2 separate regions of the Homo sapiens genome follow, and region 1 is linked to region 2. The links are chromatin contacts, found by Hi-C or POLR2A ChIA-PET in ENCODE. All regions are on one chromosome and are shown on one strand. The core of a region is the stretch at or near the end of the contact, and the rest is flanking DNA. Distances in the headings are between cores, read along the strand shown.

What was found. Hi-C counts contacts between places; a loop is a spot of excess contacts on that map. ChIA-PET counts read pairs that join two places held with the same protein, here RNA polymerase II (POLR2A). Pooled maps may share reads with other maps.
Region 1: a loop to region 2 is called in a map of chondrocyte, with 2.7 times the contacts of the local background. The contact joins the promoter of TMEM30B here to the promoter of PCNX4-DT in region 2. A Hi-C loop is called at or near these places in 1 of 168 maps with a recorded cell type or tissue (chondrocyte) and 6 of 50 pooled maps. POLR2A ChIA-PET finds 5 or more read pairs at or near these places in 2 of 52 experiments (AG04450 and IMR-90).

The regions. Positions count from the first base shown.
Region 1 is chr14:61,279,936-61,282,635 of GRCh38, reverse strand. It overlaps TMEM30B (transmembrane protein 30B), which reads left to right and starts at 1,298. Exons shown (of 1, transcript NM_001017970.3): 1 at 1,298-2,700. The coding sequence starts at 1,489. The coding sequence ends at 2,544. It also overlaps a transcript of PRKCH not described here. RefSeq lists an enhancer at 1,873-2,700.
Region 2 is chr14:60,090,347-60,093,046 of GRCh38, reverse strand. PCNX4-DT (PCNX4 divergent transcript) reads left to right here and starts at 1,301. Exons shown (of 5, transcript XR_943918.4): 1 at 1,301-1,344. It overlaps PCNX4 (pecanex 4), which reads right to left and starts at 1,124. Exons shown (of 11, transcript NM_001330177.2): 1 at 628-1,124. RefSeq lists enhancers at 297-930, 894-1,083, 1,174-1,303.

The sequences.
Region 1 (2,700 bases), core at 49-2,548, 1.2 Mb before region 2:
TTTGATTGTTTCTTACTCCTAATATGTCCCCTATCAAACTGCAAATGCCTTGAGGTCAAAGGTCCTTTTTTGTCTAATTAGCATAGGACTGAACACTTGGAAGATGCTAACAACATTCCTCTGTTAAATTTAATAAGGATTTTAACTTTCCAAGTTCAATGGGTTTTGAATGACTCCTGAATATAATATATTATGCTAGGTGTAGTGTAATAGAGAAAACATTTGTATTACTTGCATTTTACAAGCTGGAGGAGAAGCAAGAACACAATACCTAGGGAAGATTTAGATTTAGTAAGAAATCAGAACGTCCCAATACCCCCTTGTATATGTTTTACCAACCTAGATTTAAAAAAAAAAAAAAAAAAGCCAGAATCCCAGGCAACATAGGGAGCTAATTTGAGTTCTTTTTATAATAAATCCTATAAATCCTTGTAGTTTACTTCCTTAGGCCAGACACTCCAGATGTTTTTGTGGATAGCAGCTAGGTCTCCTGGGACCTTGGATTGGGCCTTTCTCTAGTCAGGCAAATAATCTGAAAAGAAAACGAAATCACATGTAGTCCAGCACATTTTTTCCTTTCTTGGTTTCTCCACACCAGCTAAGAGTTATTTAAAGGCTCTGAACCTCTCCAGCCTTTGATTCTTTTTAAGGATGATTTTATTTTTAGAGAACTTTCCACATTTCCTAGTTATACAGCCAGACTGGGTGATCTGGCCAGAAAATCATTTTCCCTTAAAAAAAAAAAAAAAAAAAAAAAAAAAAAAAGCTAAAATTTGAACGCAGGCGTTGAATTCGAAACAGATTTATCATAACGTAATTCCCTGGACACTCCCAACTTGAGACTGAAAGCTGGGCGAAAGCGGTTTGTGAAGCTAACCTAAAAGACAAAATGGTCTAGAGCCACCTTTTCCCCGCAAATAACAGAGGATTAAGGATCTGAAATCTTCAAGCCTCCAGGACCACGGTGCAAGCCCTCAGCAAAAATTTCTGCTGGAGGCCGGAGCGCCTTTTGATTTCGGGAGACTGGCCCAGGAACTCTAGTCACTTGGAAGGCGGAAGAGAAGGTGGTACCTGAGCCAGGTAGGAGCCACTCAGAGGCAGCCCGGGGCCGCCACTCACCTAGGAGAGGAGGTGGAGTCCGATGACCTGGACTGAGAGGAAACGCGAGACTGAGTCTACCAGGTGAGGTAAAAAACACCCACCTGCTCACCTCGGAAGGGGCGGGCGAGGTGCGGCTCCCGGTGACCCGCGGGGGTGCAGCGCACCTGGGCGGAGGCGGAACTGGGAGGGTGTGGGCACTGCTCGTAGGGCCTGGAACTAAACTCACCTGTGACGGAGGCAGAGGAGGGGCCCGGGCAAAAACCCACCTGAGCTGGCGGGAAACCCGACCCGCGAGCAGTCCCCGGGCTTGCGCGGCGCGGAGAGGGAGGCGCCCCGCGGCGGGGCCCCCACTCGGTCAGCCCGCGCGTCGGTCCCCGCGCGGCCGCCATGACCTGGAGCGCCACGGCCCGGGGCGCCCACCAGCCCGACAACACCGCCTTCACTCAGCAGCGCCTCCCCGCCTGGCAGCCGCTGCTGTCGGCCAGCATCGCGCTGCCGCTCTTCTTCTGCGCGGGCCTGGCCTTCATCGGCCTGGGCCTGGGCCTCTACTACTCCTCCAACGGCATCAAGGAGCTGGAGTACGACTATACAGGCGACCCGGGCACCGGTAACTGCTCGGTGTGCGCCGCGGCTGGCCAGGGCCGGGCGCTGCCGCCCCCCTGCTCGTGCGCCTGGTACTTCTCGCTGCCCGAGCTCTTCCAGGGCCCAGTGTACCTCTACTACGAGCTGACCAACTTCTACCAGAACAACCGGCGCTACGGCGTGTCCCGCGACGACGCGCAGCTGAGCGGACTCCCCAGCGCGCTGCGCCACCCTGTCAACGAGTGCGCCCCCTACCAGCGCAGCGCGGCCGGCCTGCCCATCGCGCCCTGCGGCGCCATCGCCAACAGCCTCTTCAACGACTCCTTCTCGCTTTGGCACCAGCGCCAGCCCGGCGGGCCCTACGTCGAGGTGCCGCTCGACCGCTCCGGCATCGCCTGGTGGACCGACTACCACGTCAAGTTCCGCAACCCGCCGCTGGTCAACGGCAGCCTGGCGTTGGCCTTCCAGGGCACGGCGCCCCCGCCCAACTGGCGCCGGCCAGTCTACGAGCTCAGCCCCGACCCCAACAACACCGGCTTCATCAATCAGGACTTCGTGGTGTGGATGCGCACGGCGGCGCTGCCCACGTTCCGCAAACTGTACGCGCGCATCCGCCAGGGCAACTACTCGGCCGGGCTGCCGCGGGGCGCCTACCGCGTCAACATCACCTACAACTACCCGGTGCGCGCGTTCGGCGGCCACAAGCTCCTCATCTTCAGCAGCATCTCGTGGATGGGTGGCAAGAACCCCTTCCTGGGCATCGCCTACCTGGTCGTCGGCTCCCTCTGCATCCTCACCGGCTTTGTCATGCTGGTCGTCTACATTCGCTACCAGGACCAGGACGACGACGACGAGGAGTGATTCCGGCTTTCCAGGGATCCCTCCTGCTTCTTGCCAAAACTCTTGCAAGGTGCTTTTGGCATCTCCTCCTCGCCCGTCACCCAATTCCAACCTCGCCTAGCTTTTCCTCCCTTTGTGAATGAGGGGACCAGATAAGGGAATTACCCCCCTTGCTCT
Region 2 (2,700 bases), core at 52-2,551:
CGTGAGTGGCGGTGGATACCAAATAACATGAAGGGCAGTCTTTGCCCTAACTGCAGGAATGATTTAATGAAGAAAACAAACACCTAAAAATAGTAAAAAATGAGTAAGTGAAAAATGATGGATACAGAGCAGATAACCAATTCAGCGGCATGGAAAACAACTTCCGATTCACTGGAGTAAATTCTGGTCCTGGAGAGACAAGAGGTTGTGGGGACAGAGGTCGAGATCAGTGGGGAAGGAGCGCTTCACGTTCAGGGGGCCATGAGTTGAACAATTCGGACAAAAGAGGTTTAGTTGGAGATATTGCGAGAGTACAGTTCTACCTAACGGACACAGCTCCGGGTGGGTGTGCCATATTCCATTTCGTACGAGTCTCTTAGAAACAAAATGCTACAATTCAACAGGCTAAAGTAGTCTTTCAAAGGAAAGTTAAAATCACACTGAATTACTATCTCTAATGACTGAGTTCATTAAGCGCAATAATTGCACTTAAAGGTTTTGCAACGAAAAACGAAAAATATGTTTCTTGTGGCAATGAAAGCCCCTAGAACAACTTGGCTCTCCGCACAGGCTTGGACATTAAGATGCCGAAGAAGTCCCGAGGTGGACGTCGGACAACGAACGTACCTCAAGTCACCCGAGGGAAGAGAAGACGCGAAGGCATCCCAGGGACCGCATTTTTGCAGGTAAACTCGGGCTGGGCGCTCCCGCCGGGAGGTTGGTTAGTGCCCGAATGCGGAGGCAGAAAAGCTGCGGCGGCCGAATAACGAGCTCACCGCGGCCCCGCCCGGGCCAGCTCTCGGTTTCCATGGCTAACGTCTACTCCGGCGGCCGCCACCCGGAGCTGAACGGAGCGCGTGCGCGTTCGGGGACCTCGTCGGCGCCTGGCTGGCCTCGCTGCCCCGGTCTGTGCTCGCTCCCGAGGCGGGCCCTGCCGTAAAGCAGGCTTGGCCTAGAGGAAGCAGGGAAATAGCGCGCTTCGTTCGCGCCAGGACTAGGCCAACATCTGCCTGGCCGGGGACGACGGGAGTCGCTCGTGCTCTGGTCTCGCACTGGGCCTAGCAGAAGCAGCAGCGGGGAAAGCCGAGACGCCCTGAACGTTCCCTTGGGCCGGGCCTTTACGCAAGAGCGTCGTTGCCCTGGTGACGTGACGTCCTTCCTCAGGATTGTGCGCCGGGGTGGGGAAACAGACGTGCAACCGCCATTTTGCGCATTAATTTACCAGAGGTCGGGTCAGGCTGTCTTAACGCAGGCAGAGGGGTGTGGCAGATCTCCAACCGCTCGGGGTCCCGTGATTTCCATTAATGAATTCGCACACTGGCGTTACCACTCAACACACCGACGGTAATGAATGTTTTTGAGTGATACTTCATGCAGCCTATTCGGCTTGGACGATTGGGGACTGCATAACGTGATCGCTATCGCCTCAGTTTGTGGCTGCGTTTTAAAATACAAGGAACCAACATGTCCATTATAGAAACGTGTTATTAAGATATTAATAAAACAAGGCAGAGTTCCGGCGTTCCAATTAAAAGGCCATGGCTGATTCATATTAGTGTGGCGGGAATCTTTACAGCCTGGCCGCAAAGACCCCAATTAACGCTAGTTAAAAAGTTATCCCTATACCCAGGGCTCACCTCCCCCATTCTCCACGAAATATGATCCCCCCCCCGCCCCACCAAGTTCTGGACACGTTCCAGATTGCCAACTGGGAGTCCTCAAGACGGCCCCGGAGAGCGTTAACAATGATTGGTCTCAGCTGATTTAGAGGCTCGGGTAAGGGAACTTTGAAGCTAACTTGTCGGTATCAAGGTACCCGCAATTCCCCCATGTGATTGGGTAGATGCCCTAGCAGTTCTGCACACTTCAGCGTCCAAGATGACTTGTGGACTGTTTTGTTTGGATCTCCATTCCTCAAAACTATAAATGCGGCCTTAATTTTTTTTTTTTTTTAATTCTTGGCTCTTGGCTGTCTTGGAAATGCTGACTTTGTATTTAAGTATTTAGGTTTTCAGGTCGTAATAGAAAAATAATTACTGTGTTCATATTAAAAGCCAAAGCTTTATTTATTTATTTTTAAGATATTGTGTCCAGAGCAAAAGTGTAGTGTGTTGAAAGCATGTGGAAGAAAACCCCGGATATACATATACTTGTCTTCAAGGACTTAATTTGCAGGTAGACCCTTTCATAGTTTGGTATCTTCACGATTTGATAGAATATGGGAAAACGTGCTGTTGGTCCATCCATAGTTTTTCTCATTGAAGCTCACTCATTGCGGGTCAGAGTACCACATTAAGCATCTCGGAAGCATCACTTACCGCCAAGAAGTCTGAGTTTCATGTAATTAAGAGTGGAGGCTCCAGAGTCAGGAAGTCTGGGTTGAAACCCTGGCACTACTGCTTACTACTTGTGAGATCTTGAGGTTATGTAATTTCTCTAGTGCTCAGTTTCCCCATATCTTGTAAAATAAGGCAAATAATAGAACTTAACCCGCAGAGAGTTATGTCATTGGATTAAATCAAATAATTGTAAATTGCTTAGCAGAGTAAATGGCACAGCTTAAGTGCTTAGTAAGGATGAGCTATTATCTTTATGTAGAGAGTCTGTATTTATGCTTGTTCTTCTCATGGGCATTACATATGACCCAAGCAGAATTAACATGTTTATTGTTGAAATATCTGCTGTTTTTCAAATATATTT